5 separate regions of the Mus musculus genome follow, and all the other regions are linked to region 1. A link is a loop called in an ENCODE intact Hi-C map of the cell type or tissue named here. Cell type or tissue: left cerebral cortex. All regions are shown on one strand. Links, peaks and the distances in the headings refer to the core of each region. The heading gives the core; the rest is flanking DNA. Region 1 holds the start of Lifr (LIF receptor alpha). Region 2 overlaps Gm30663 (a long non-coding RNA gene). Region 3 overlaps Egflam (EGF-like, fibronectin type III and laminin G domains). Region 4 has its middle 4.4 kb from the start of Gm30559. Region 5 overlaps Gm30559 (a long non-coding RNA gene).

Evidence for each region. Hi-C counts contacts between places; a loop is a spot of excess contacts. Peaks named below come from ENCODE experiments on the same cell type or tissue, not always from the same donor. Only the 100,000 strongest peaks of a DNase experiment are listed, where the experiment ranks them.
Region 2: it touches region 1 in a loop (7-fold over the local background); 7 of 42 quality-filtered maps call a loop at or near these places.
Region 3: it touches region 1 in a loop (4-fold over the local background); 24 of 42 quality-filtered maps call a loop at or near these places.
Region 4: a loop joins it to region 1, with 9 times the contacts of the local background. A loop is called at or near these places in 3 of 42 quality-filtered maps.
Region 5: a loop joins it to region 1, with 2.2 times the contacts of the local background. A loop is called at or near these places in 4 of 42 quality-filtered maps.

What each region holds. Positions count from the first base shown.
Region 1 is chr15:7,126,468-7,132,764 of GRCm38, forward strand. Lifr (LIF receptor alpha) reads left to right here and starts at 3,105. Exons shown (of 20, transcript NM_001358593.1): 1 at 3,105-3,359. In left cerebral cortex, for the core only: CTCF peaks have their summits at 1,914 (motif pointing right) and 2,857; DNase peaks (open chromatin) are centred at 3,013 and 4,341; H3K4me3 peaks cover 3,356 bases; H3K27ac peaks cover 1,738 bases.
Region 2 is chr15:7,034,437-7,040,733 of GRCm38, forward strand. It overlaps Gm30663 (a long non-coding RNA gene), which reads left to right. Exons shown (of 4, transcript XR_383813.1): 1 at 1-60; 2 at 2,984-3,150; 3 at 4,787-4,917. Among named protein-coding and RNA genes, the nearest start is that of Gm30663, 3.2 kb to the left of the region's middle. In left cerebral cortex, for the core only: a CTCF peak has its summit at 4,784 (motif pointing right); DNase peaks (open chromatin) are centred at 1,172 and 3,297; H3K27ac peaks cover 335 bases.
Region 3 is chr15:7,223,490-7,229,786 of GRCm38, forward strand. All of the region lies in intron 17 of Egflam (EGF-like, fibronectin type III and laminin G domains), which reads right to left. Among named protein-coding and RNA genes, the nearest start is that of Lifr, 97 kb to the left of the region's middle. In left cerebral cortex, for the core only: a CTCF peak has its summit at 2,966 (motif pointing left); a DNase peak (open chromatin) is centred at 2,963.
Region 4 is chr15:6,985,749-6,992,045 of GRCm38, forward strand. No RefSeq gene overlaps it. Among named protein-coding and RNA genes, the nearest start is that of Gm30559, 4.4 kb to the right of the region's middle. In left cerebral cortex, for the core only: a CTCF peak has its summit at 2,705; DNase peaks (open chromatin) are centred at 2,676 and 3,510; H3K27ac peaks cover 574 bases.
Region 5 is chr15:7,002,453-7,008,749 of GRCm38, forward strand. All of the region lies in intron 1 of Gm30559 (a long non-coding RNA gene), which reads left to right. Among named protein-coding and RNA genes, the nearest start is that of Gm30559, 12 kb to the left of the region's middle. In left cerebral cortex, for the core only: no CTCF peak of the experiment used is centred there; DNase peaks (open chromatin) are centred at 2,570 and 2,891; H3K27ac peaks cover 907 bases.

The DNA of each region.
Region 1 (6,297 bases), core at 831-5,830:
ATCTGGTTCCAACAGTTCTTCCAGGAAGACAGCATGCCTTCCTTGCCTTGCTGACTGACAAGCTCTATACATATGAGGTCATTCATCAAGAGAAGCTGTCTGAAGGGCCACGGTGATGCTGAGATTCAAAAACAAACCTCCCGTCATCTCTGCTTTGCTGCTGTATTTTTGTTCTGCGAAGGACAAAAGCCTTTTAATCCTAGAATGTTTATTATGGGTTATCATTATTATTATTGTTTTTTAAATTCCTATAGAGAAGAGTAGAGGAGGAAGAGGAGAAGGAGGGAGAGGAGGAAGAGAAAGAAGAGGAGGGGCAAGAGGAGGAGGAATAAACAAAACAAAAAGGCAGGTAGACTAGGCAATTGCCGTGTAGAAGAGTCTGAGTCTTCACCATAGAGCAATGAGATGAGAAGAAAGCATCGAGCGTGAGGCTTCGGTATCTCACTGCCTTGTATCTATTCCATATCAGCTTGCCAAATAACTGACCCTTCTACCTCTAATTATGTGATTTATTATCTCGATGTCCTTATTTGTCTGTCAGACGTTTATGAAGATGTGTCAGGCTCTTCCTAATATGCCATTTAAATAGCAAACAAACATTATAGCATCTCATGAAAATGCAATCCATAGATATTATATAGAGTGATATTTAAAAACACACTGGATCCAGAAAAAGGAGACAAAAATAGGGTCCATCCATGGCACTTGCAATTGAGCTGTGACTCCTGGTTAATTTACTTTTTTTTTTTTTTTTTTTAACACAGAGATAAAAAGAATTGACTTGCCTCTGGCATCACTGATGGCAGAGTCCTAGCAAATGCCTTCACATGAGTTATGGACTGGTCCCATCCAACATGGTTACTGCTATTTTTAAAAGTGGTTTCTTTATAACAAATGGTATCTATCTTATGTAAATATGAAACCATTCTTTCTCCTAGAGAAGTGTGCATACTGCAATTCTTCTAGCCATTCCACAGAATCATGAAAGTGTTACAGATTTCAACAAACAACTTGTGACGAATTTCCCAAACTCTTGCCTGTGGAATGGGTACATACAAAGCGGGTTTTTCTGTGATGGCAAACTTCCAGATAGCTTTTCTCCGTCCCTATACGAGAAAACCTAGGCAGTATGTTTATACGACCATGTGTGCTTTGTACAATTTGTAAGGTAAGGTAACTTAGCCACTATGGCTGAGACAGAGGCCTCTTTCTGGCTGCCCGGCCTCTTTGTTCCCCCAGGTGCTGAGTGGTTCTGGACCGTGTTGGATATTCTCATTTGTTTTGTTTTGTTTGCTCTTTTAAGAGGGCCACCCAAACTGCACAAACTTCAGGCCCCACGAAATTTGTATCTGTTCCTACATGTGGGAACAGAACTCAGTTCACAGGTGTGTTATAAGGATTAAATAGTAAATTCATATCAAGAGAGCAAGGCCACAGGGGCCAGCGTTCTATGCAAGGTGAAAATCATGTGGTTGTCTTGTCTGAGGTTTACTTATCTATTTTTTTCCATGCAAAAGGATGCTAGGTCCTGGACAACGAGGCTGTGCCATGCTTTTCATGAACTCTAGATATGTATGAGTCTCTTTAGTTATTAAACATTAAACATTCTTATTTTGTTTACCTTAGGTACAAAGATAGCAATATTATTCTACATTAAAACACTTGAATCTATTTTTTTCTTCTGACCTGAAAACAAATGAAAATACTTTTGTTAGCTCCTAAAAGCTCTGTGAGCCATAGGTGCTGTGTCTAATAGAAAAGACAGAATACTGCAATATGAATACCAAGTCTCTCAAGTTGTGGGAAAGAATGGGGATAAAGGAAAAGCAATATGGTCCAACTTAAATGGGGGCGGGTTCAGCACAGTCCAGAAACAGTCATGGACAGCAGGAGGCACTTCATGTTCAAAATATGCACTTTAGTGGAGTTGGTCACTAGGATACTCTTAGTGACTTTATTTTGAAAGATGTTATTAAGAATTTATTTTTTCATGCAGTATATTTTCAGGTGTCTTGTTGCCCATTTTGGAGTTACATTATTAACGGGGGATATTTATTTTAGAAAATAAGCTTCATCCTGCCGATTTGCAAATTGCTGTAGATTCTAAAGTCTAGAATTTCAGTCAAAGGTCCCTCACAAACTCCTTGGCCCTGGCGCACCAGATAAATCACATCTGAAAACAAACAAGCGGCTCCCTATGGAAGGTGTGTCTGCACAGCCATGTGACTGCGTGCCAGTGGCTCCGTCTGGCACATTTCTGAACTTTGCAAAATTAATTGTGCTAAAGAGAACACCATCAAACGCGTCCGGCACAGAGCGTAAACATCTTCAAACCACGACTCTGCGCCATAAAACACTCCTACCAATTTCATTTGGTGCATTACTCTGGAAGGAACACCGAGGCCAAGTGAAACTGCGGAAATGGGAACAATGCACGGAGGAAAAATCTCACCCCATTAAGGGATCCGTTTCTTCTCTGCACAAATAAGCCCAACACGCCTCAGAGGCACGACTAGATGGCTCCAGGATGTTCTCAGTTGCCCCCGCAGGCCCTCAGGAGCTGAGAGGTCCCCTCACCAAGAAAGTAGGGGAACTGAGTGGCAGCGCCCCGGCTTGGGGGCAGTTTAGGTAATGCACAAAATCAGAAAGAAAGAAAGGAAAAAAAAAAAAACCCGCAGTAATTGGCGTCCGTGTGCCTTTTCGGGGCGACACGAGTTTCCTCCTCCGCGCACGGCTTGCAAAGTGCAATGACAGCGGTTTGGGAGCCGCGCTGCTTCCCGCAGGGCCGCCTGGGCTCCGCTGGCCTTTCCGGAGGCTTTGCACCCGCAGGGCCGCTGCGCTCTCGCCCGCCGCTCGGTGACCTTGCAAGGCTGGCCGCGCGACCGGAGTCTCGGCAGAGGCACCTCCCTGGGCGCCGGGCCCGCGCGCGACCCAGAGGCTCCGACTCACGCGCGGCCTCGCGGGCCCGCGGGCCCGCGTCCCCGTGCGCGCGGCAGGGACGGCGGAGAAGGCTGCGGGGGCGCGCGGGGCGGGGCCTGGGCGGGGCCTGGGTGCTGCGCCCCCCGCCGAGCTCCTCGCAGGCGCCGCCTCCGGGCGCGCAGTCTGCGCCGGAGCGTCTCGGCAGTGGCCGCGGCCGTTATCGTCGCCTGGCGCTGCGGTGGCTCGCGGGGTTGGGAGAAGGCAGCGGCGGCCGGTCGTCGGTGGCCGCTAGAGCCGGCCTGCAAGGGGACAGGGGCGCCAGGACGGCGGCTGCTACCACCGGACTGCTCCTTCAGGACTGCAGTCCTGTGCTGCAGGGTCCGGGCTGCCCCGGGGCGGCGGCCGACTGGGATGGCAAGATAGCGGCGCGGGAGCGGCTGGTGAGTGCGGGGGCGCGGCGCGGCAGCCCGGAGCGCGTGCGGGGGGCGCGTCCCCGGCTCTGGGGCAACGCCACTCGGGCTCACGCCGTCCGTGCCAGCCGAGGGGTCAACCCTGCAGCCCGCGCCCACGCGGGCTACACCGCGGGAAACTTGTGCGGCGCGAAGGGCACTGAGTTCCAAGGCCAGAGGTTACCAGGGGGATGGGCAGGACCTTTAATTCCCCATTCGGAGCTGCGACCTGCCAGATGGTTTCCTGCCCCTAAACCTCAGCGCTTCAGAAAAGTAGTTCCTCGTCCTTTCTGTTTTGATGGTGCATTTGACTGACCTGTCTGTAGTTCTAGGTGCTTGTGTCCGAAGGCGCTAAACTTATTAAACTCCCAAGTTAAAGTGTAGGCAAGCAAAGTTAGGCTTCCTAATGGATGGCTTTCCGGATGTGTTGTCTAAAGCACAAAGCTGAGATCGTGGACCCAGACGCACAGAAAACTGCACAGCAAGTGTTGTGAACTTACACAGGAGCTTGAGTTATGTGATTCTAGCCCCCACTTCAGCTGCCAAGACACACGAATCTTTCGTTTACACTAGGGTTATCTTTGGGTCCCTTTCTGTAGCTGTGTTTAATGCAGTCAGATACTGAAAGGACACGTGCGCTGTTACTGACTGACAGTTACATGCATTCTTTGCGTTTACTTTGTTTCTTTAAAGTGGGTTTTTCAGCAGAACTTTCAGTTTAAACTTTGCCATCCAATGCCTTCCCTTGCATATTTAACCCAGCAAATAATATTTGCTTAGAGTTGACCTGACTTTACGTTAGTCAGGAGTTCAAAAGCGGTGCCCACGTTATATTTAAAGCACCGCCCCCAGTGAAAAACTAAAGCATTTGTTTATTGCAACTGATGCCGTCCCCTCCCCTTGCAGGATTATCTTGACACAGATCTGAAGTCATACTCCACTAGGAGCAGAGGCTCCTCGGGTGAGACTGGCAGAGGGAAGCAAATCTCAGCATAGCCTGTGCTTTTAAAAAACACTGGACTGTGCTCTTTTCTTTCTCTCCCTGACTTTCCTTCTTCCAACCAGGTGGAAACTGTGTTCATTTGGAGGCATCCATGAGGAACCTTAAGCTCAGTTTCAATAGGAGGCGTATTGTCAAGGAGGCCGGAGCTGCTGTTTGCTCTCAGGCCAGAGTTGAGCTGAGGTGTGTTTGCCTTGTGAGAGGTGAGATCACAGGCTGCTCTGCTCCAGTGAGTGGAGACTTGGAGTCTCCTCTGGGGAATGAGGACCGAGGACTGTGCTTTTAAAACCAAATGAATTATTTCCTGAGTTTTAAAAACTTTTGCTACGGAAGACTCATTTTTGGGGGGACTGTGTTAGGAATAGTGTAGTGATGGTGTGAAGACGTTACCATATTAATTTGTGGGGCACCTCTTCACATTAGAGAAAATCCACTGGTTACGTAGTTCAGAGTAAAGGGCACATCTCTCTCCTACCACTCCCTTAGCATCAGTAAGCACCAGCTTTCTGGCTCTTTTCTCTCTCCGAATGTAGCCCAATGCTTGGTAGCATTTTGCTCTTTTTTGTCTTTCTGCTGGCTGGGATAGTCGCATGCCCTGTTCTGTACCAGCTCTTTGCCTCCCCATGAAGTCCTAAGTCCAGACAGTCTCCAGTGTTCTTCCCACCCCCATCCCTCCATCCCCCGAGGGAGCCACCTCCCTCTCCCTCTGACACAACATCTGAGAACTCCTTTAAGGATAAGCCATATTTTACTTAAGGTTCTCTTTCTTCACAGGTATAGTCTTCTGATATCTTGCTGTGAGGTTGTTGTAAAGCACTTTTCTTTTTGAGGCTTTTAAGTGGGTTTCAGTTATTCCCAGGGCCCCAAAGTTGCGTCCTCACATTGCAGGAAGTGGAGGCAGCTCTGCCCAGTGCACATTCTCTGATTTAATGACTCCAAAGTGACCCATGGGGATTTGTGGCATCTTTGCTGTGAAATGAGAGCTATGATGGCCAGGACCTAAAGTCATCCTCCTAATGACAAAACAAAGTAAAACTGTGCACTTACAAGAATAATCCACCAGGCCCTGTGTGGAGCCTTTAATCCCATGACTCCTGAGGCAGGGGCAGGTGGATGTCTGTGAGTTCTATGCCAGCCTAGGCTCCGTACTGAGTTCCAAGCCAGGGCTATATTATGAGATCCTGTCTTTAAAAAAAAAATCCTAAGAGTTTAAATGTTTTTGAATATGCAGTGAAGGCTTATACCTATTATTAAATTGAAGGCAGGGGAGTTTTTTTTTTTTTTTTTTTTGTGTGTGTGTTCCAGAAAATTTGCTTCTCATTAGGATAAAGTCTGTGTTTCTGTGGTTGATCACCACTGGCTTCTACTTTAATGTGAATAAATTGCTTTTACACCTTCATTGTTAGAGAAAGTATTTGTCCTTGGCATCTCTTAAGAGTGATTTTGGAAGCAGAATAAATTGTAGAGGTTAGGCCTCGCTAATGCTAGCATTTGAGCACAATGCATTATGTAGCCTTATGTGATCCTATGTGGAGGCTCTTCCTCTTCTTCGTCTTCTCGCTTCTCCCCTTCCAATCCCCTCCTCTTCCTCCTCCTTCTATAAGCTGTGAGGAACCTTTAAAAATCTAATTAAAATCCAATCCACTCTTAGCATTTAGAATATGGTCTTTGTTTTCTTTGGGACCTAACATTGTGGTGTCAATACAAAAGTGTTGTTAACACTGGTCCATATTTGTTCTTCATAAATAGGTGTTTATCAGTCTTCTGTTAATATTCCAGGCAATTTTCGGGAAACTGAGATCCAGCTTATACGGGACAAACAGACTGGCTGTCATGAGTTTCCATCTGAATTGTGGAGATGGATTAAAAACGTGAGAGAGCAGTGAAGAAAGATGGTATCCGGTTAAGGACCAGGGAAACGAACCTACC
Region 2 (6,297 bases), core at 856-5,855, 92 kb before region 1:
GGTCTTTGTCGACAGCCCTCAAAGTGTTGGGAGAGTGACAACTTCCAACGGGAATTTTTGGTAAGACTTGGGCCCTAGAAACAGTGGAAAGAGACTCAAAACAGCTTCAGAGCTTCTGAATTAATAAAGGCTGGCTTTCAGAGTCCCAGTGTAGGGTGTGGTCCAGGAAAAGACAGCTTTGTTAGGATGTCTATTTGTTTAGCCATCACGTGGGCTTGTTCTTTATTCTCTGTTACCCCCTTTCTCTCATTTTCTTTCTCTTTTTTCTTTCTCATGCTCCTCTGTTTATGTGTCAGACTTATCAATAGGATGACATGACTCCACTCTGAGTGTTCATGTTTTGAAAACTGAAGAAGACAGGGAATGTCTATCTAATACTTCCAGAATGGTTCCAGAAACCATTAGAATGCAGAAGAAATATATGCATGCTAAACTAGCCCTTGATCTTGGCTTTTGGCTATACAAAGCATGTTCTTGGTGTAGATGTCTGGGTGCATTGTAGAAATGATAGTTCCTTTCTGCAATGTTATCATTTGGGTCACAGAACCTCATAATGATTCAGAGGGGTAGCATTATGGTCTGGGTTTGAGTCTATAAAAAGATTGGTTCTACATTTCTCAATATGCAGTAGCCTCAGAAGACATGTAGGCCAAAATTTGCTCTGAAACAGAGGTCAAGGCAACATAGAATAAGGAACAAAAATACCAAATTGCAACAGGAGACTGAAGCTCGCCCTGTCATTATCTACTTGATGATTTTAGAACAGTGGCCTAATCCTTGGGACTTTAGCGATTTCATTACAAAATGAAGACTTGGAGGTGGATGAAGAGCCACTTTAAGCATCAAGCAGATGCAATCCCAGGTAGAGTTACTTCTACCTTATTGAAACCAGAAGGAAGGCATTATGCCTTTTTTTCTTCCTGTGTCACTTGAAGTGTAATCCCTTGACATCCAGAGTTATTTTACAGCTTCCAAGTTAGTCAGCAGCAGCATAACTTCTCAGTCCTAAGTTAATTCCTGAACAGATAGGAGGACCTCTGTTTTCTCATCTCTGTAATTACTGCATAGCTGTGGGATGGCATGTGTTCTGAGTCTTCTTGTTTGATGTGTCTCCCTGCTCCTGGCTAACTTCCCAGGCATTTTCTTTTGGGAACACAATCCTGTTGGGATTGGGTCAACTCTATCTTCCTGTACCACTTTTTACATCCCATCCCTCCCAGCCTGCCTGTGACTCAGAGGTGTATGCCCCAGGCCTACCATTCTGTACCTATTAGGAGAAAGGCTTCAATCTGCTACAGAGTTTGACAGTAAGAGGCATTGTTTTAATTAAATATTTCTATCTAAATAAGGACTTGAGTCTGCCACAGTGGCTTACCAAAGGGCATTTTCCATAAATTTAGAAAGAACATTCCATTAAAAGACACTGGTAAAGGCATGCTTCTCTCAATAACCTTTGTGAGAAGGGCCTGCTCCCTGTCTATGGCTGAAGCATTTATCTTGCTAATGTATCAGATTTCTTTTATCAGTCCCTGTTATCAACCTCCACTGACGTCTAGAATTCTAGTTTGTTTATCTCCCCTTCCCACCTCCCCTTCCTATGAAGATTTTTCTATTCTCCATCCCTATCTTGCTTTCTTATCCTCATTTCAGCTTTCTTTTGTCTACACATTTCCCCCCATTCTTTAAAAAACAAAAACAAACAAACAAAAAACTTACTTCTACCTTTGGGGGAGAGAACAGACAAAAATTTAATTGGTTATTCGCTATGTGCAAAGTATCATCTAAGACATTTTTAAATTTGATAGCTGACTTTACAGCTGAAGAAACCAAGATTCAGAGAGATTATAATATTGTCCAAGTCATGATGGGAAAGCCAGAGTTGTTCTAGGGTCTGTTGGTCTTTAAACTCATCACTCTTTGCACTGAACACACTCACTTAGCCTAAGAGTCTTAGAGCATCTCAGTGTACTCACCAACAAGGGGATTCTGAGAGTCATTCTTAGCTCACTAACCCCAAACCTGATTCTCAAGCCCTCCTATCACCATTGCAACCAAGTATATCCTAACATCAAGATTATTTCTGCATCTACTAGGCAAGTAGCTTTTGAAACCTGATGCAGCCTATGACAGGGGGATGTGTTCGTTTAGATGACGCTGACATTCATCTCTAAGCTTTCTACGTTGCCCCTTTGTTTCATAAGTGAGACAATTAAAGCCCGGAGGGATAGAGAACACTGCTCAGAATCGTGTAGCTAGTCTGTGAAGTAAATGGCATAGACAAACAGACCGAGAGATGAGTGTTTAGGAAAATGCAGCTCTTAACCCAACACCTGAGTAACATGCTCTATTATCATCTTCATCTTTCTGGGCTGCAACTTTTTCATGTGCAGAGTAGGAATGGAGGTGATCTTGCATGCCATCATGAAACAAGAGGGTTCGCTATAAATGGTAGACAAATGCACTGCTCTTCATTCTACAGAATCAGTAAGTCCACTCCTTAACTTTGTGGACCAACAGGAAAATGATCAGTAAAGACACTTTGGCCCTCACTCTTACCTACCTCTAAGATGCCCAGTAAACACTATGAAACAAAGTCACTGACTAAGGCTGAAACACAATCCCAGAGCCAAGTGGTCCCTTTATTGTTGCATACAGCAAAGAAGCTGCAGAGTTTCTCATCTAATAAGAAGTCAAAAGTTTGTGCCGTAGCATATGGTGCTAAGCTCATGAGAACCCAAATCACTAATTTTTAGTTCCTTATTTAAAAAAGAAATGCAGCATATTCCATCTGATTCTTCATTAGTCCTTTCTCTTATGTGAGAAAATATGGAATAATTTAAAAGTCTTTATTGTTCAAATATACATAGGTTAATAGGGTTTTTCCTTAATTTGCATTTACTATTGAGTGAAATATATTGAAAGAGTTATAATTTCTTTTAAGCTCTTTTGAAACAAGAGTAAAAGCTTTGACTTCAACACAAAGGTCCAAATGGAGCTGCAAGTATTTCTGATGTCTGGATTCACACAGTAAAAGGGTGTTTATTGACTGATGGAGCCAACTCATGATCTGACACTCTCCTTGGAGGCAAGCAATGCACCGCAAAGACACATCTCTCCAGAAAGGCACTGTTGCTGTGCACAAGTTACCATGTAAGGAAATGTGTGAATGTGCAAAGAAATGCAGATGTCGTTTTGACAGAAGTCTTATTGATAGTATTTCTGACTCAGATCCAGACAGAAAACAGCACATTCCCCATAGTAACCAAGCGTTATTTTAAAAGGAACTGTCTGTGCAGGTATAGCGTTGGAAGAGATAGCGAGTGAGTCATCATGGGACTCGATGAGTCACACCTTGTGACAGCGAATGGTCATTATCATTTTCTGGGCTCGAGGGGACAAGAAAAAAAAAAAAACAAGAGTTGCTGTAAACAGCAAAGGCTGCCATATGGGAAGGAGGTTTCTGCTTTGAATATGACTATGGGTAGAACTGAGCATCTCAGTCCACCTAAGATGCAAGTCAAAAATATCCTGGCATCTCTCTTTGCCACCCTCTCACCTCTTACTAGCACCCATCAAGAAGGCCTTTGCTGTACAAACTATGTCTCAGAGTTCTGGGCAAGGTAAGGCAGAAACAAACACAGGGAGCCAAAAGGAAACTAACCCAGTGTGGCCAGTATTTAAGGACAGAGCAAAGAATAAGCGAAGTGTTCTTTCTTTGTTTTGCCTCAGTTTTCCCTGGAATTGTCTTGAATGTGTAATTACTTCATAGCTACTGAGGGGAAATGTACCCACCACATTCTTGTACTAGATCAGATCAGAAATAGCCATTGAAAGGTCAAGCTTCATTCTCCCTGGCAGCTCAATTCTCTTAGCTGACCAGAAGTACAGAGCTCATTTTTAAGCCTTAGAAAAATCCACAAGAATTGAGTTTTGACCTTTATGTGTTAGAGATTTAGGGGGCCCAATAAGTGGCATTTCCGTGTCTTGTTAACATTGACAGAAGTTGGTTCGTTAGAGAATATTTGTGTGTGTGTGTGTGTGTGTGTGTGTGTGTGTGTGTAAAATAAACCTTTTAGTATTGCTGAGCTGATATTAGGAAGCAAGTAGGCAAGACCCATGTAGTCAGAAACAAAACAGGCATCTACAGGTCTTGCCAGAGAAGCAGGGTCTGTGCCTCTAATCACTCAAACAGATGAAAATAGAGGCTTCATGCAAGTGGCCAGATCTCTAAAAACGGAGAATCGGGAAGATGGGCCATGCAGTTTATCTGGTAGAGTCTTGCCTAGCACACACAAAATTCTGCATTGAACTCCCAGCATCACTGCATAAACCCAGGGGTTGTGGTCCATGCCTGTGGCCCCAGCATTCAGGAAGTGGAGTCAAGAGGAATTGAGTTTAAAGCCTTGACTACATAATGAGTACGAGGCCAGCCTGGGCTGATGGGACCCTGTCTCTCAAAACAAAAGGAAGATATAGTGAGTCTCTATTCTTAGATCCTTGCCTCATCAAACTTTATCTCCTGGTAGAAGAATAGTTATCTTCTGACATTTTTTTTAAACAAATCAGACAGAGCCATGGTCCAGCCATCCATCATTCTTTCCTGGTTGCAACACCAGTGGGATTTTATGGGAGACGGCGAGCCATTGGTTTTCCAGACTTAGGGAATCTATCGCTACCCTTAAAGCTTTTTTTTTAACCTCCTAGAAAACTTATTGCACTTGATGATGCTGATTGGTACAAGTTTAGGGGGTGAACCAAGGCCTCTGGATCTGCTTCTGTCCTCAAGGTGGCAGGAGTTCCTCCTGGACGGTTCTGCTGCGTGGGAGAGCCTTGGGCCAAGGCAAACACAGCACTATGTACACGCACAAGGACACTGTGTGCTTTTCTTGATTCCCAGGAAACCAGATCTAAGTGAAGGTCAGTAGAGTTGATATGCTGCGCGTAACCCAAATTTGGGTATGAAGGACAAAGATTGGACCTTGGAACTTCCTTTGGCCAAGGGCTCTTGAGCTGTCTCTTGGGCCCCCTTCTAATTCATTGTTAATTGGTTTCTTCAAACTCTGTTTATTCAGTGTTAGAAACTCTTGGTCAGCCTAACTCAAGGGCTCATAATAGAAAGCTACTCTGGTCTCTGTGGAGAGGAACCAGGAGTCACAGATACCATCTTTCTCAGACCTCCCAACTCTCCTTCAGGCTATCTGCCCTACCACACAAGGTTTTAGGCTGTGCTTAGACTCGTTTGTGTCAGGAACAACCACCACCTCTGCAGTTACGGACTTGATCCCTCTCCCTGGAGATCTGAAGGTCTTTCCCTTACTTTCATCGTGAGCCTGGGCCTTTGCGGGTTCCTGATGTACTAATGCATCTTACACAGCCAGGGAGCCATGCTAGAAACCCAGGGCCTAGGCCTATCTCATCCACGTCGAAGTCATCGCCAAGCCTTCTCAATTTTGTCCCCTAGTCAGCTCCATTCTTCCTTTGGTCAGGCCCACCTGCCTCTTTTGCCCAGCCTATCCTATTTGCTTTCATGCCCAATGTGGTTCCAATTAAGCTCCACTCAAGCAAGCAAGAATGAGTTCATTTCACAATGCAAATCTCTTTGTTTCACTTCTCTTAAAGCCCTTCAGTAGCCTCCTTCTCTTCCTTGAAGCTAGAGTGTTTTATTATTTTTCCCACCTCCTACATCCAAATGCACCCCATGTGAGCAAGTGTAACCTTTGTTTGACTCATAATGAATAGTATTTGCAATGTTTGCCTTACAAATCGGCAGGGTATCTGTAGACACATAATCAATTGCTCCAGACAGCCACTGAAGCAAGGCCTCTTCCTTGTACCACCACTTCCAAGTTCAGCTCTTTTCTTTCCTCCAGCTCAGCCTGGATCCTCAATAATCCAGCTTCCACCCATAGGAGATGCATCCTTCAGCTCCGTTCTGCACCCTCGCTTGGAAGGGGAGGCCACTAGAATAGACCCGAAGGCTGAAAGGAGCTAATACAGAAGCCGCTTCTCGGAGACCGTAGCAACCCCTCTCTGCACGCAGAGCTACCTCCTGAAGTTAATTACTTTAACTATTGTAGAAACTTTCCTACACCAAACTGCCAAATTCTGCTTCATGGTTGGGCAGTTTGTGCCAACTAGAGCTCTGTGGGCTCTATCTGCTACAGAGGGTGGCACTTGAGGATGTAGCCTTGGCTTTCTTACTGTATCTTCCAGCCAACCATTTTCTCGTTCACTAGAACTAAAAACCAAACCAGAGCTGGCTGTGCACATCCAGGTCGATTCGATAAAGCAGTCCCA
Region 3 (6,297 bases), core at 833-5,832, 97 kb after region 1:
TCCAGTATTTTAGAAACGAATTTCCTTCCTCCCCATTTCCCATCCCTTGGTCCTCCTGAGAAATCAGCCTTTCATAGACATCAAAAGAGCAGGCGTGTGTAGTGTCACACGTTAGGGTGTGTGGAGGGGGATTTCTGCTAGAGAAATAATCACACAACCCCCCTGCTTTCCTCTTTGGAAAAATACAGAAATAACAGCTTAAAGAAGCCAAGGCAGAGTAGATCTCACACTGAAGAAATAGTATGTAAAATGAGGGAATAACTGGCTTATGAGACAATTATAACTCCAAGAACACACGTTGTTGATACAAAGAAGAAGTTGTCTAAGGACTCCACACCCAGGGAGGGAAACCTATCACTTGATTGTGAGCAGTGGGAGAGTTTCAATTTGACTTTTAAACATACAAAGAGAATGAGAGAGAAAGGTTAGTGGGTAGACAGCCATGGGCCAGGAAAGCAGAGACACTGTGGACTGGGAAAGCAAAGGAGAAGCAAGGACCAGAGGGATGCGCTCCCAGGACTCAGAGCAACACTGTTGGGGTGGGAGTGGGGGGGTGGAGGAAGAGGAAGGGGTGGAGAGGAAAAAGAGGAGGGGGCGGGAGCTCTTGGTTGAGGGGCCAGCCCCTTATTTCAGGAACTGTGGGCTGATAAGGAAGCAAGTGGAAGATGCCCAAGCTGACTGGCATAGGAGACTGACCTCGGCTAAACATAACCAAGAAGGCCCCAGTGGGCCCTCTCACTCCAGAGTGAGAGGTACAGCCAGGACCCATCGCTGCTGTTGTTGGCCCTGTCTGTGGGACTGTCGCCAACAGACATCATTCTCTTTTGGACTTCTTGAAATGATCACGCTGCGTTTGTCACAAGTCTGCTCTGCAAACAGACGTCCCCCCCCCCTCCCCAGGAGGCATCTGTCTACACGAGTGGATTCTAGTCTAGCTGCCTGCCTGCTAACACCCTACCTCAGTACTTGCCAGCTTGGGTACCCATGCTGGGAGGCAGATCCGTGGTACCTTGGTTGGTGTGTCTGATTCCCACTCCCGCTTACCCCATTTCCCTTCTGCCTGCAGTTGGCTGCACTGGGCTCAGGGCCTGGCCAAAGCTGGAGGCTCTGGCAGGAGCTCGAGCGGTTCAATCTTCCAGGCCTTACTGTACTTACTATTGAGGCAGTGGTTCCCACACTCTGCCAGGTGCCAGCATGAAAGAGAAAAGGAGAGTCAGCACTCACAGACATGGTACTTTAGAGAGGAGATCGTTGGGAGCCAGGTTTTCCTGCTTCATGAAGCCTTGTGAAGATCCACCACAGAATGGAGGACAGGCTGTGGCAAGAAGCCCTGGCCATTTCTTCAGGGAATAATTGATGTTGTTCACCCTTAAGTTTATTGCACTTGAGGGTGGCAGAGAACTAGAGACTTATCCTTACTCCCGAGACACTACTTCCAGCTCTCCTTTCTACTACATCTTGAAAAATGGCTTGCTACCTGCTGGCTATTGAGTGTTCTTCAGGCTGCATGCAATCAAGCAACAATATACCAACCAGCCACACCTTCTCTCTTGGATTTTGAAAAACCAAGCTTTTTTGTAATTAACTAAGGGTAAGGCAGTCTTCAGAAACCACACCATTAAGTACCACGACAATGCCCTCAAGTTAGTCAATGCATGAAGGCACACAGGCAAAAGAGCTGTTCCATTAAAAAAAACACCAGTTCCAGAAGAGACTACTGAGCTCATTTCCCAACCTGCATGGTTTAGGTTTTATTGTAAACATGTTTACACTTTAACCTAACCTTCAGACCAAGCCTTTCCTGTGTTCATTCTTTCGCTGCCATGGCCTGACTCATGTATTAATGAAAATGCCTCGCCATTCACTCGCATCTGTACACGACAGCATGTGATGTTGGGTGGTGCAAAAACTGCCAATGAAGAGTGCAAGTCCCATACACCCCGACCCAAGAGAACCTGTCATGTGAGAGAGAGATTTGATGTTTTTGATAAAGAGTTGGAAGGTCGGGTCTCTCAACACACTCAGAGAAGACCATGAGGGTTCTAGGGACTCACAGTCTCAACGCCCACGAGGCTGGTATGCAGCACTGCTTCTGGGTACACCTCAGGGCCAGGGAACGACCAGGTTCATCGGATGGTTAGCTCTCAGGGCAGATGTACCTTTCAAGGGCAGTTTACTTGGTTCATAATTCTTTAGTGTAATGGCTGAGCACATCCAATACCTAAATCTAAACTGAATCTTTTTAAGTGCTGACATCTGGAAAATTCCACACTTGAGATCATGGTGAGGGATCAGTCAAAAGGTGGGCACACTAAAAATGCTGCAGAAAATTGCTTCCAGGTTCTGTAGAAATAGTATATATTGGAAACACAAATAAACCTCATACTTAGATTTGGGTCCCATCCTCAGGGTATCTCTTTATGTATATGTAAATATCCCAAACTTTAAAAAAGTCAAGTCATTTTGGATAAGGTCTATATAACCTGACTTCGCAGGTTTTACACACACACACACACACACACACACACACACACACACACACAATCTTTGTCCATCCAACTAGCCCTGCAACTAAAGACCAATGTAACACAAACATACCCATTTTTCCAGTGTTTAATGATGTACCATTCTAAGAAAACAAATCCCCAGCAGTATGCATGACTTACATATTTTAGTAACGTTTTTATGAATAGTCTTTTTAAACTGGGTTTATATCTACTGAAGCTATTTTCCTATACAATGAAACAAAAAGTATTTTGTAATCACCCAAATCAGCTACAGCAATATACAAATCTGCTAAGTTCAGCACAAAGCATCCCAAGTGCTGAATGAGTGTTAGATCAGGACTGCTCGGGGAAGAAGGACCTTTGAAGACCCAGCCTTGCTCAGGAATGTTATGCCCTAGGCTCAGGCTTCGGGTTGCGGCAAACAGTCCACCTGCCATGGAGAAATGTCTCCATCTAGTGGCCAGCCTGACTCTGCAACACCTGTGTCCCAGCTGTTCTTCAGAAGGGCGGCCATCACAGCTAACAAGCTGTTTTCTTGGGTGACTTGTTTGCTTATGAGGATGGGTGAACCCCAGGAAAAACAGCTGTACCTTGTGCTCACCCACGAAGCACTCCAAATACAGCAAAGGCTTTTAGAATTCTTGTGGAAGAGTGAGCTGTATGAACTGAAGTTCTCCATAAAACGATAACAACAAAAAAACCAAATGTACCCCCCAAAAAAACCAAAACAAAACAACAACAAAAAAAAACTTTGCCCATGTAAAAGATTGTACAAGGCTGACCGACATGTCAGAACTTCTGAATGTGGAGAGCTGAAATGTTGTAAAGCCAGAATCTTGGCTTGGCCTATCTTTATTAATTGTCACCCGTTGTCCCCCTCTGTACCTGACCTAAAGTTTTAGTGACTCGCACATGAAACCTTGTGAGGCATTAACAGAACATTAGGTTCCACCAAGCAAGAAGCCAAAAATATCATCGGAGAGCGTCTGAAAACTATAACATGAATATTCCTGCTTTCCTGTAACCCACCTAGCTGATACTCCCACCAATACATTTTAATAATGCTTTGATTTATCTTTTTCCCCTATAACTATAAGTAACTCAAGAAACTATTAGTACACTGGAACAGGGTATTTTGGGCAACCTGAACCTGTGCTTCTGGGTAATGTCACTCTTAGCTCCAGAATAAACTATTAAACTATACATAATATTACATATAGCAATAATGACTATATGTAAATATATAATTTCTCATTCCTTTGAGGTGAGAACTGTATATTGCAATAACAGCTTTAATTGTTTAATTCATATTTATCCACATTTATTTGACCGCAGACCCCAGCTCCGGTCTCGTGCACACACATGTGTTTGTAAGTGTGGAGGAGGCTGTGAAGGGAGAATGCCATGCACAAATCAGTCATTAAGAGACCTTGAAACCCTTTCCAGACTCATTGAAAGGCTCAGCTCTATGCTCTTGGCAACTTATTTAGACACAGGCTGATGGCGGGGCTGAGAGCCTAGGTGGGTGAGAAAGTGTGATGAGAGGGAGAAGGGAGGAAGGAGAGGTCCCATGATGGAAATGGTGTGGAGGTTAGCCTCTGACATCCTTCTTGAGATGAGGTGGGGCTGTAGTAGTATATTGCAAGAGGCACTGCCGTTTGGTGAGGAAAGATTTCTAAAACCGGGAGTATTCACATCAGAGGCAAGAAGACCAGGGAAGCCTAGACTTATGGTTTTGTGGACTCCTGAAGCAATGGAAGTGATGGGTGGAGCTGAGGGCTCCTAGCTCCCCCTAGCTTCGTGGAGTCTGAGGTTGATGTTTCAAGACTTGATTCTGTGCAGCTGCAAATGCTATGGAGAAATTGTAGGGTGTGCGTGTGTGTATGTGTGTTTGCATGAATGGGCACGTGCACGAATGTGCATGCATGTATGTGTGCGTTCTATCAAATGGTAAGGAGAAGTGTCAGATGTCCTCACTAAAGCCCTGAGGCATCAGAGTAATGATGGAGAAAAATCACCTTCCTCCTGATGGAAGTGTTCTTGGAGTGGCTTCAGTGAGGTTTGGTTCTGGGTCTTGACTCAGTAGTCTGCCCCTTTGCTTAAAACAACAACAACAACAACAAAAACAACAACAACACAGAGGACCTACATGTAATGCTTGCCTCACTTGGGAAGCTGAGGCAAGAGGAGTGTCACTAATTCAAGGTCACCGTGGACTACAGAGTGAATACCAGAACAGCCACAGCTACACAGGAAGACTAGGTTGTACTGGCTAGTTTTGTGTCAACTTGACACAGCTGGAGTTATCACAGAGAAAGGAGCTTCAGTTGAGGAAATGCCTCCATGAGATCCAGCTGTAAGGCATTTTCTCAATTAGTGATCAAGGGGGAAAGGCCCCTTGTGGGTGGGACCATCTCTGGGCTGGTAGTCTTGGTTTTATAAGAGAGCAGGCTGAGCAAGCCAGGGGAAGCAAGCCAGTAAAGAACATCCCTCCATGGCCTCTGCATCAGCTCCTGCTTCCTGACCTGCTTGAGTTCCAGTCCTGACTTCCTTTGGTGATGAACAGCAGTATGGAAGTGTAAGCCAAATAAACCCTTTCCTCCCAAACTTGCTTCTTGGTCATGATGTTTGTGCAGGAATAGAAACCCTGACTAAGACACTAGGTCAAAGGAAAAATATCATAGGCAAGAACACACACACACACACACACACACACACACACACACACACACAAAATCCTGGCAAAACAAAACAAAAAGCCAAAACTAGTTAAATCTTCTGTGTCGCATGTTCAGAGCATATTGCTGCTTTGAAGCATAGTTTTATGATGAAGTAGGAGAAGCTCCAGCTGCTAAATGTAGAAGAACCCCTTTGTTGAATGAGGCAGGATTCCCTGGCAACCGCAGAGGGCTTCCGAAGCATTCTTGCTCTTTCTACCTTTGAATCTGCCCAGCTTATAGTGTCTCAGTGTTTTCCCGCTCTAAGGAATATGGTCACTGTCGATTTCCCTTGCCTTTCCCCCCAACCCTTCCAATGGAAAAAGATGCCCAACATCCTAGCAGCATGTAGGTTACCATCCACAGTTACGTGCCCACTGAAACCTGAAGAAACTGTCACAGAGCCCCTTTAGCCCTCCCAAGTCATTGCCACAGGAGAGGAGATACGGGATGTAGGTGAAACCTCTCATACACCTTCCTGCAGAGCCTTCCTGGTCTTGGCAAAGTTTCCTTTTCCTAAATAGTATTTTCATTTCAGAGCTGGCAGGGAATACTAGGGCAACATGTAGGGTGACCGATGGTTTATCAGCTTCTAGCCTGATGTTCCAGAAAAGAGAGATGTGCTCTGTGCCATGGCCCACTCCCTTAGCTCTTGCCTAAGTCTTGCCATTCTAGTGAGATCTGTTATGCACTGGACATGAGCCTAGAGTCCCAGAGCCACTATGTGAACACTTTATATCTAATCCAGACTAAGTTCTGCAACAGAACACAGGGCTAACAAGATCATAACATGCTCCTTCCTTCTTTCATTAATTCCCCAAAGCTAACTGTTTGCATAAGACCAGAGCTTATATTTAGACGGTCAGCGCCAGAAGCAAGCTTGGCGAGTCTATTTCAATCCATCAGATTTAAGGCCAAAACTAAAGGACGAGCCCCAAATTCAAGTTTCATTCTTCAGTGTATGTATGTGCTTATGTGCACACATGGACATACATATCTAAGAGTTCATGCTGATATATGCACACATGTCTCTATTTGTGTGTAAGACAGAGGTTGATAACATTCAGGTGTCT
Region 4 (6,297 bases), core at 476-5,475, 140 kb before region 1:
GGAAGGGAAGGGAAGGGAAGGGAAGAGCCCAAAATGTCTGGATTATATAGGGAGGAGTCTCTGGGGAAAAGGCAGCCCAGCCCCTGAACTAGAAAGTTCAAAGCTGGGGGCAGAGTATGCCAGGTAGGGACTGAGGGATGCTAGAGAATCCAGAGTTGAGGTCTGCTTTGATATATAAAATATGCACCTCAGTCCCTTGTCCCAGGGTCCCTAAACCAAACAATGGTAATATATATATATATATATTAGTAGCATTGTTGGGGAACTGTTATAGCTCTGATTGACAGAGGTTTCCAATATCTCCTAACTGCTGTGGGCAGCCCCAGGTTCAAAGGAGTGGTAGGTGGGATTTATTCCCAGGCCACTAGTTCCCTGCTTAGTATACTGTACCACCTATGGAAGACAGCTGATGTGATGTGATACTGTCAACCTGATGATAGGCTCCAGAATCAGCTAGGAGACAAAACTCTGGGCCTGTCTATGAGGGAGTTTCTAGATCAGGTCAAATGAGGTCGGGAATCCCTCCCCCCAAATATGGGCAACCCCCTCCTATGTGCTGATTCATACACTGAATAGCAAAGGGGAAACAGCTTAATCACCATCTTTCACCTCTGCTTCCTGTGGGCACAGTGTGATCAACCTTGCTCACCTCTGCTTCCTGTGGACACAGTGTGACCAACCTTGCTCACCTCTGCTTCCTGTGGGCACAATGTGATCAATCACTCCACTTTAGCTCCTAAGTTTTCCCTTGCAGTGATGAACTACGTCACTTCAAACTGTGATCCAGAATAACCCTTTCCTTCCCAAAGTGACTTCTGTATGATGCTTCATCACAGCAATGATAAAGGTACTAATAAAATATTTATGAAGGAGTAGGGTGTTTGGCGGAGGGGATCCAGGATACAGAGATAGTGATATCAGTTCCTTAAGAGAAAGGTTCCTTCCAGTTGGGCAAGGGGAAGGAGGAAGTTAATGGGAGATAATAAATGTTCTAAAACAGAGAAGAAAGTGGAACTTCTAGCTCAGTAGTTCTCAACCTGTGCGGTGTGATCCCTTTGGGCTAGGGAGGGGTCCAAATTGGATGTCATGAAAAGCAGATATTTACATTACAATTCATAACAGTAGCAAAATTACAGTTACGGACTAGCAATGAAATAATGTGCTTGGGGGCCACTGCATCATGCGGAACTGTATAAAAGGGTTGCAATATTAAGAAGGTTGAGAACCACTGTCCTAGCTGATAAGTTTTACTTCACTGGAGAAGTAAGATCTGAAGATCTTGGATTGAAAGTCAAGGGCATGAGGTTTATAGTGGCTTAAACTCAGTGACAGTGAGAAGACAATGACAGTTCCATGTATGTTCCTATGTGAATCCAGGCTGCCTGGGACCAGATGTACGGAGCTTGTCAGCCGAGGTGCAGTGGAGGCTGAGTGAAAACCAGTTTTCTGGTACCTGCCAATTATGAAGGTTATCCAACTGGAGCTCTGCCTGTCTTTCTATCAAACAGTGAGAGAAGAGCAAAGAATAAGATGAAGGAACAGACCAAAGTGTGGGTGCTTTGATCCTTCTTAGAAGGAGAACAAAATACTCACAGGAGCAAATATGGAGATAAAGTGTAGAGCAAAGACTAAAAGGCCATCCAGAGACTGCCCCACCTGGGGATTCATCCCATATACAGTTACCAAACCCAGACACTATGGTGGATGCCAAGAAGTGCATGCTGAAAGGAGCCTGATATGACTGTCTCCTGAGAGACCCTGCCAGAGCCTTACAAATACAGAGGTGGATGTTTGCAGCCAACCATTGGACTGAGCGTGGAGTCCCTAATAAGAGGAGTTAGAGGAGAGACTGAAGGAGTTGAAGGGGTTTGCAACCCCGTAGAAAAAACAACAATATCAAACAATCAGACCCCCCAAGAACTGCCAGGGACTAAGCCATCAACAAAGGAGTACACATGGCTCCAGCTGCATAGGTAGCAGAGGATGGCCTTGTCATGCATCAATGGAAGGAGAGGTCTTTGGTCCTATGAAGGCTCAATAGATGCCCCAGTGTAGGGGAATTGAGGGAGGGGAGGTAGAAGTGGGTGGGTAGGTGGGTGGAGGAGCACCCTCATAGAAGAAGAAGGAAGGATGTGATAGGGTGTTTCCGGGAGGGAGGGAAACCAGGAAAGGGGATTACATTTGAACTCTAAATAAAGAAAATATAATAAAATAATAATAATAATAATAAAGAAATTCTAAGATTTAAAAAAAAAGATGAAGAAACAAGGAGACTGAGACAGGCACTCAGCAGAATTCCAGCAGTCTTCAAGTAGAAGTTGGGGGGACACTTTCCTGTCCCTACCTAAAGTGACTTGGAGAGTTCAGGTGGCTCATGGCAAAATCCTCAGATTTCCCAGGGGTTAAAGAGTAGCACAGTAAGTTCTGGGGGAGACAGACTCTTGCTTTTGTTTCTCTGCTGGAACTGATAAATAATTCAGGGCAATGCTATGTCAGCCAGCAGTGCCAGAGGAATTAGCTGGGAGCAGAAATACAGGCTCATCACCATTGGGTTGCCATGGGAGAAAGTTCTCAAAGAAGGGTCCTCTCTCCATGTTGAGCTTTCCTGGCACCGGGCTTACTTTCTCCCAGGGAGCCATGCTTCTTTTTTGGCAAGGGGATGAATGCCTCCTACAGACAGCCCTGAAAGAAGTGCAAAACTTGAGCGGAAACCAAGTGAAAGAGGACGCCAAGTGGTTCTCTTGGGCCTTTGCTGAGAGAACAGATGAGAAGCACTGTTGGGGGAAGAAGAGACAGGAAACACAGGCTGCCTAGCTGGGAAGTCCCAGGACCTGGTTGAGCTGCTCCATGGCCTGCTCTTAACATGACCATGTGGCTTTCTCCTCCACTAAGCTACAAGCCTTTTCCTTGAAGACAAAATCCTCTTACCAAACCCAAGTGAGTGACAGCTTACCGTGGCCTAGAGTTACTGATTCTTAGAAGTCAAGAACCTTCAGCATGACTGTCTCCCCGAGTCCATCTCCAATAGGAACTAGGCTTCTGCACTAGTATATCAACTACCTCGATTGGATAGATAGTAATCAATGTGTCTGGACTTTGCCTCCAGGTGCAGATGTCCACTGTATTATTTCAAGGCACCAAGAATACCAATGAAGCCCTCCCTGTACCACTCCCCTAAAACCAGATCCTGGGACCAAAGCCTTCTGTCCCCTAACCTTCTCCAGGAGAAAACAGTCCTGTCCTCCTCTCCTGCTGCCCAAGCAAGTGCTCTCTCTTCTTTCCTCACCCTGTGAAAGAATGTCGCACTGACTCACACACACCAGGCCGATGGAAAGGATCTGTGTCAATTCAAGGAAGGATTGGAGAAGAGTATGTTCAGACTGTGTACAGCATTGATGTAGTTTGATAAAGTTTCATAATATCAACTTAGTCATTAGCTGATCTGAGAAACGCCAGCAGGCCAGTGCAGATCTTTTCATGGGACGCTGATCTTCATCAATCTATGGTGACATTCTCCAAGCCACGGCACAAGGCAATGAATGGCCAAGTGTGTGCAGATGTTCCATGATGAGCCAATCCTCTGGCAACCAGACTCGTTCTTGAAGTCAGCTGCTCTGATTGTGTCTTCACTTTTGTTTTGGAACAAGGTGTTATTTCCCTTTGTTTTCCCAGCCCGTGCTTCTGAGGATAGAAAAATGGCACCACGGATATCTTTAAGTGTGAATGTATGTCTGTTTGTGTCTGTGTGTATATGTATGGATCTCTGTGTGTGTCTGTGTGTGTACAAGGGTCTCTGTGTGTGTCTGTGTGCATGTGTATCTGTGTGTGTGTATGTGTATGTCTGTGTGTGTCTGTGTATGTGTGTGTATAAGGGTCTCTGTGTGTGTCTGTGTGATTGTGTATCTCTGTGTGTGTGTGTCTGTGTGTGTGTGTCTGTGTCTGTGTGTCTGTGTCTGTGTGTCTGTCTGTGTGTATCTGTCTGTCTGTCTGTGTGTGTGTGTGTGTGTGTGTGTGTGTATGTGTGTGTCTATGTGTGTGTATGTGTGTGTCTGTGTGTGTGTTGGTACTAGGGACTAACTAACTTTACGTATCCCTTCAGATTACTGGGTTTGCATCCTTAGCCCCACTGTGATGTATGAGGAGCTTGACTTTGGCAGTGTTCCCTCCCCAGGGCAAAGCCCTATGAATGGGATTTGAGACATCTCAAAGCTACACAAAAAACTTCCAGTCTCTCCTTTCCACATAGCCAGACAACAACTTGCAGTCTTCAAGGAGACCCTCAGCAGGCCCTTTGTCATGCTGGCTCCCTAATTTTGGGCCTCCAGCTCTGTGAGAAATGCCTCTTCTGTTGCTTAAATCCATTTACTTCACAGTGTTTCTCATAGACAGAACAGCCTAGGGCAACTGGGGAGTGCACCCTGGAAGGAGTTACTGCCTGCTGGAAAGGGTGGTAAGTGCTCACCCAGGCCCCACTGGCCATTCATCAAACAATGTTCAGGCCTTCACAAAGTCCATGGGACTTAGGAATTTGAGACAATAATATAATAACTGGGCCCATACTGTGACTAATGTCTATTTATTCCATTTTTTTGTTTGGTTGCTTTTTGTTGTAAGTTTATAAAATGTGCAGTCTGAGGAAGAACAACATAGATTCACTTAATAATAAAATATAGGATGATGTACTTGCTAGTCTATTAATGAGAAAGTGAGTTTCAAATAAGGGTGGTAAGTCTGACGCTGGGGAGGGACACAGGAAAGACTTACGGGGTTGTCTCTTCCTGATGTCTCCAGGGTGAACCACTTCAGCTCAGAGGGAAATAACTTGTCCAAAGGTCTGCCCACCTTCAGGTTATCATGTAATGAATGCATCATGTGATTGGGTGTCTCTTTGGAGATTTTAGGATCCTAAGGTGACTTCTTCAGGCTTTGTCCCAGCTATAATGTGCAGATACAGTTGAGCCAGGGGCAGTATGAGGCAGGGGAGGCAGAGGCATCCATGGCTGTGGCGACTTGGCGTACAGTGTAGCAGATGTGGGTTTGGGTAGAGCTGCCTCAGTTTCTGGTTCATGGGGTACGGCAACGGAGACCCCTGGCTACAATTGCAGCAGGGACCTCCCGCTCTTTGGATAACGATAGACAGTTATGCCTTGAAGCCTACATTCTGTTGGCAGCTTCCCTGATAACTTCCACCTCATCTCTATCAACTGGAAATACCCGGAGTGTTTCTGTTTCCTGTGCTGACCCCTGAGAAGCGTTGCCCTGACGAAGTAATCCAAATACAATACATAAATAGCCTCACGGAGAAATGACAAGTAGCTGGGTTCTTCTCCATCCATTGTGTCTCTTTGTTAGCCTTTGGCAACCAGCGCTCCATTCTGACAGACAAGTCTGTGGGGCACAGAGACTCTGTCCTTGCTGTCACATCAGTGCCTTTGACATGTCACCTCCTTAACAAGGTTCCTTTAACATCTTCTGTTTCTACAGCCAGCCCCTCTGCCTTTTCCCTCTGAATCCTCTTTCTCTTCTAGCCCAACCTGACTGCCTGCATTGTCATTCCCCCAACCTGTGTTTATGTTTTCTCTTTCAGGAAAATGTGGGGGGGGGGTCCCTCTCTTCTGTTGTCATTTTTGATTATTAATTAAGAACAAGTCCTAAAATCAAAGTAAACCTAGGCACCATAGAGGAGTTTGCAGTTGAGCCAGTCGTGCATTGTCTAGCACAATGACCATGATAGGGAAAGAGTTCAGGAAACGGTTTTTCAAGTTGGACACGCAAAACATAGGGGTTTGTGACATCTGGGAGCTGGGCTAAAAGCACATCCAAGTGGTCCACATGCCAACCTTCTTCCCATCTCCCTCCAGCTCTTACCTGTTTACCACATTAGAAAAATAATGTTTCGGGTTTTTTTTTTCTCTCTCTCTTTTCTTGGCCCTATCCACGAGGCAGGAGACAAGCCGCGTTAAGTCTCGTAAACTAAGAATAGTTCTAGAGATTTAACTGCCCAAGGTTTTGGAATGAAACTAGGTTAAACAAAGAAGCAACGTTGGCACCTTCTAAAGTTTCTGAGAACTTCATGTAAACAGGTCTTTCAGCAACCTGGAGATGTTTCCATGATCTCTTCCTCTCCCCCTTCCCCCTCCTCCTCCTCCTTTCCCCCAATTAAACCTGTTATTCTTTGAATACTAGCCTCCTTGGAGTTAGATGAACCTTCCAAAAAAAAAATGTCTAACTTGGGATGATTGTTTTTATGTTGAAGTAGTAGTACAGGGAGAAGAATGTCCAAAACTTAATCTTTTA
Region 5 (6,297 bases), core at 511-5,510, 120 kb before region 1:
TCAGGGGCTGGGAATGTGAGGCAATGTGTTCCTCGTGGGTATGACACTGAATATGACTTGATTTTTTTGTTTGTTGTTAACTCGAGGACATCCCACAAATCATATCACAAGAGAGCATCAGAGAAGAGAGTTGGTCATTACAGTGTCATTTATACCAGCTGCTGTAGAACAGTTTTAATAAAGGAGGGAAAACCCAAATGTGTGTAGTTACCTAAGGACTCTAAGGTCCTGGGTAAGAGAAGAGAAAAGGGAGGGGTGTTCTCTTTTCCTTTTTTGTGTGTATGCTTTCTTCTGCATGTATGTGTGTGAGCACACATTCATCTTTGCACATGTCACCACAGCCAGCCTTCATTGCTTTCCCCAGATAGGCTCCACTCTGGTTTTGTGAGCTAATGTCTCTTTGGCCGTTCTGTTAGTCTGGCTGCCCAGCCAGGCCTAGGAATCTACCAGTCTCTGCTCCCCAGTACTAGGATTGCCAACTCCCATTGCTGAACCCAGGATTTTACACAGATCCTGGGGATTGAACTCACATTTGTGTGGCAAACTCTTTACTGACTAACCCATCTCCCAGCCCTGCACTCACTGCTCTACAAACTTTCATGGAAGGATGACGAACTGGAGATCGTACATCATACTCCCAATACTTAATCAAAGCTTAAAAAACAAACAAACAACATAATCTAGCATGATGGTAACAGAAGAAAAACTTACAGTTATCTTTCCTTTTGTATTTTCATTTCTTTATCGATATCCTTTATACAAGTCCTTTTTTTTTTTTCAATTTCACTTTTCAGCCATATCCTACAACCCTGCTATAGGGTTCTGAGCTTGAAGCTGGGCACTAAAACCATTGTATCTGTCTTTTACTTGGGCAGGAAGAGGACAAGAGTTAAGCAGCAAAGGGCCCCGGGTTGCAAACAAGGAGCTGCCAGGGAGGAAGCCTGGCTTGAGGACAGGTCCCCTCAGGACTGACTTCTTGGCAGTCTATCCCGTCATCTATCCTTGGATGTCTGCACTCAAGTTCTAATAACAGTCAGCATCTATTAAGCAACTCATCTGTGCCAGGATCTCTGTATTATCTCCTTCAGTCCTTGCACAATCCAAAACCAGGCACCATCACCATCTCCATCTTACTGGGGTGGAGGAAGTTATATTCCCACATGGGTTGTAATCCCATTTCTGTGTGTCATCCAAGTAACTGATCCAAGTTCTGGCTCATGTCTAAGTTCCACCTCAGATGTCACTGACCCCTACATCAGCCCCCAAAGGCTGTAGCTTCCCATTTCCTTCTATCTCCTCTGTGTCTCCCTCTGAAGGTTATCAAGACTTCAGAGACCATCTTGCATGTCTTCTCTATTCTTTGGAAACTATTACAGAGCAAACTAGTAGTTCCTAAACCAAGGCTCATAGGACCTTACTTCTGTTTAGTCACCAATGCACCATACCACTGGGCATGTTTTCTCATCTATGAAATGAGAAAGTTGGACTAGGTAGTATCTTGAAGTATTTGGCTTCAGGCTTTGGGTAGCTTCTTAGCATCTAGGTGGGACTATGGGACACCCCTCACCTGCACTGTGCCCATCTGAGTGGCATGAAGATGGAACAGATGATGCAGTGACTGGATTTCTGAGCCCCAAACCACAATACCTACCACCATAATCCATGGGTGGTAATACGGTGTAACATTTAGCCTGCTCCGCAATTCACTGTGATTGGAAGGTATGATAAACTGCCGGGCTTGCCCAGTCTCTGGTGGAAGGTACTGTGGTCTGGTAGGATATGAATGTTTCCCCTCAAGGTTCATGAACTGGAAGCTTGGTTGTGACAATGCTTAGGTAGTAAGACATTGAAGGGATGCTTAGACGATAGGTCCCTATCCTTGGATGGGAGTAGTTTGTTCTCACAGGGCTGGGTTAACTCCCAACAAAGGAGCTTGATCTAAGAAAGCAAGCCTGCTCTTGTCTCCTGCTTCCTCCCTGACCACAGGATTTCTTCCATAGCCACTGCTCACCTGTCTCAGACATGGCCACCCACCTTCCATGTAATCGTGCTATACTCCAGAGGTCCTCCAATGCCGCTGCCTGATCTTGGACTTTCAGCCTCTATCCATAAAGAAAACGCATCTTAGATGCTTTTAAGATATTAAGCAATATTAGCCTCAACTATTTTCTTGCAGCAAAACAAAATGAATTCAGACGTAGGGCAGGGCACATCAAAACATTATTTGTATTACCCTAGCTCTTGTTTGTGACCCACGTCCTGAACTTCTTTGTACCAAGCCCAGTAAGCAAAATAAAGCTGAGAATGGTGTCTTTGTCCTATTATAAAAACATTCGAGGATACCTTATTTGCATATTATAAACGTTTGCATAAGGCCTTTTGTTAAGTGGTATGAGTCCCCTTTGAAACAAGACATTCTATCAGTTCATAGTGCATTCCCAGGCAGAGCAAAGGTAGGCCACACACAAGAAGTATGCTTTGAAATCCTTTCCACATTAGGAAAGAGAAAACACAATTAAGCAAATTTGCTATGGTGAGAAGCTTTGCTTTCCTGGCCTGTAATGGAGACAGAGCTTTGAGCAAGAGAAGTGCCAAGTTGTATGTGATTCCTAAACCCTTCTAAGTGTTTAATAATTAATGCTTATTTTTCCTTCTATTCTTTTCCACTCCCTCATCTCCTTTATATGGATCTTTGACACCCACTAGGGAATTAGATGGTCTTCAGCTGTTTACATAATCAGAGATTTAAGGCTAGCTTAAGGAGAAAGTTAGGTCAAAAACTAAATAATGATAAGAAAAGCAGAAAAGTTGCTTGCCTGGGGCGGGGAGTAGCACACTAAGCTTTGGTCTTAACAGCCTCAAGAGCATCTGTTTAAAGTTTTTTTGGTAGACTCATGCAAGTGGGGGTGGTTGGTGAATATTTATATAGCTGGATAAAATGAAAGCAAGTTGAAAATGATACCATCCTTCTCTCTAGAAGGAATCCATTGTGCACAACCCTCTACCCCAAACATTCACTTGGGTTTCTGTCCTTCTGGGCTCATCTTCTCTGCTTTGTGTTATCTGATGTGGCAGAACTGACCCCAGCACAGCCTGAGATTCCCTGGGGAGACAATGTTGCATCTTTGTATGGGTTAGATCTCGTATCTGGAAGAGACATGCTTCTCGACCCTCTGCCTCTCCTACCCCTCTACTGTTCCCCTGACAGACTGAAGCAAAATTGGCCACGAATTCCATAAACCATTGTTCCACAAGGACTGGAAAGATGAGAGCCACACTGTGAGCTGTCACAGTCTTCCCAGGTCGTGAAATAGCACAAGAGGGGTGTACAGCCAAGATAGCAAAAACATGTAACAAGATAGATTTGGGGCACTTCCAGGATGAGGGGCAAGCAGCAAAAGCTAGCCCAATGGCAGTTACTGCAGAGATTTGCCTGAGTTGTTGGGTCCTGGCAACAGAGTAGTCAGAGAACCAATGGAAATGCAGCTTCCTTGGCCACATCTCCAGAAATTCTGAATTGGTCCAGATAATTTAGTACAGAACTAGGTCCAGAAAGAAGAATGGACTGGTTTCCAGGAAAGGTGAGTTCAGGAGGAGTCATCAAGGAAAAAGATAAGGCATAGAAGTCAAATTTAGATTTCAGCCTTGGCAGCATTCCTACTTAACCTTTGTGAGGATTCTTTCTTCAAATTACAAAGTTAATAGAGGCACTACACAATGGATTCTTGTTTAGGACAAGGCTTAGCAACTTATAATAGTCCTGTAAGGAGGTGGTGTAGTCCTCATTTGACATATGAGGAAACAGAGGCATGGCCGGAGCATCTAGATTATCTAAAAGGCAACCTTGCTCATCCATGCTGGAGCTGGGATTTGAACACAGAAATCTGAATTTGTAGAGTTAAGGAAATTTGGCAAGGAAGCACACAGGAAATATTGAATTTTTGCTTAATACAAAGGGCCTCAGGGTCTGTGTTCTTTTTTCAGAGTCTTGTTGAGACATGACCAGCTGCTGGCCTGTGAGGTCAACTGCCTGCTCTGGTAGAATTCCACTGGAATTGCTGGACGACCAGAGTAGAAGAGAAAACCAAGAATACTTGATCTGAACACACCATTCCTTGCCTCAGTTTCATACACACACACACACACACACACACACACACAGACGCATATGTATATACATATATGTAAATGTATATATATACACATATACATATATGTAAATGTATATATATACACATATACATATACGTATACACATACACATACACATACACATACACATACACATACACATACACATACACATACACATACACATACACATACATATACATATACATATGACTGTTTTCAAGACCTGTGGCTTAAGTCACGATACAGAACAGCTGAGTCTGTCTTCTCTACACACTACTCTTTCTTTTATTGGCTCCCAATAATGTCAGGAAAAACAAAAATGTATGCTAATTGATTTTCAAACAGTGGCTTAGTTTTTTGTCTCTAATAGATCTTTCTTCTCTTATGGCTGGACAAGTTGAGATGGTTCGTGAAAGTGCCAAGACTGCTCCTTAGAAACAAAATAAGACTTCTTCCAAGGGGCCACCAATCCTGATAACATGTAAGCTGTTGTATAACATTCTAGAATAGTCCATTTAGTTCAGAAAGGGAGGTGCTTCCTTCAGCAAATATTTGCAGTCAACATTTGAGATGTCAAAGGAACATCTACACACAGATACCTGGCCCTTGCTGTAGTAAATCTATACAGCCCCAAAGCTGATTGCCTCTGGCTTACTTGTTTCCTAACATCTTTAATTCACACATGCTGGATGGTTTGTACCAGCTAATGGATGTTTTTATCAATCTCTGCTTGCACCATATAATGCTTAATGGAGAACATGTTTTGAAGGGAAGCTATTCAGACCCATGGGTAGGTGCTCAACGACAGTCCTCCCCACCTCCCCACCTCCCCACCTCCCCACCTCCCCACCTCCCCACCTCCCGGGTTTATACTAATCATCAAAGCAAACCAGACAGACACTTACTCTAAATTACTGCAGAGTGATTTAAAATTTTCAAGGTCTCCCTGAGAGAATACATTTGCCTAGGGAGAGAATTTGCAATCAATCAATCAATAACCAATCAATCAATATTTTATAACAAGTCAGCACCATCCACTCACACAAAAGACCTATTCATTTTCTTCTGGGGAAAAACAAAAAAGGCAATACTCCCTCTGGAAAGTAGACCTTGGAAGAAAAAGAAAATAAAAGAGCAATCTTTCCACTTTGCTCTAGCAATATGTGGAGCTCACATTTGTCATCTTCAGCCTCTAATTCAGCAGTCAGTTTAGAGGAGAGGGGTGTAAATCATGGCCATGGATTTAATTCAACCCCTTGCCAATCTATTCTATTGCTCTCAGTCAAGTTAGAAATGCAGTTAAATCAAAGGAAATATTTTGGGCTGGGGAATTTGGTAGGTACTGAGACCCAGCTGGAAGAAATAGGGTTGTATTTCTGCTCTACTGAATCCCAGACAGAAATGGACACCCTTCAGCCAGAGGGAGTCCTGAGGTGGCCTCCTAACAGGCCATAAATGCCAAAAGGGCTATAAGGAAGCAAGACAAGAAAGACTTGTATGGCCGGGCAGTGGTGGCGCACACCATTAGTCCCAGCACTTGGGAGGCAGAGGCAGGCGGATTTCTGAGTTCGAGGCCAGCCTGGTCTACAGAGTGAGTTCCAGGACAGCCAGGGCTATACAGAGAAAGAGAAACCCTGTCTTGAAAAACAAAACAAAACAAAAAGACATGTATGTATGTATTTTGGTTCTGTTGGTTAGCCAGAAGAAACTAAAGTAAGGAGCAGGGAGAATTAAGTCTAGGCAGAATGTCTGCGTGCAATTTCCATGTACAATGATGTCATTTGCTGTGTATCATTTGCAATGAAGAACTTGAGAGTTTATCACGAATAATTCAACTCACTGTTTTGCCTCCATAAAGCAACCTGGCTAGCACCTGCATCTTACAGATAAAGACACCAAAGCCCAGACACACAACTGGCCCAAAGTCTTATGATCTCTTCATAGATAAGATGGAATCTTTTCATAATACCCATACTCTCTATAGATATCTTCTAGTCACAGAGCATCCGTCATTGAAAAACCTAATTTAAGTTCTATGTTCCTATATTCAATCATTTGTTGTTGCTTCAGCTTCATGTTGAGAATAAAGGTATCTCTGGAGATGTTCCGTTGGAGTTATAAAATAAAACCTTGCTTTCTTCAACTTGGAAAGCTGAGAGTGGA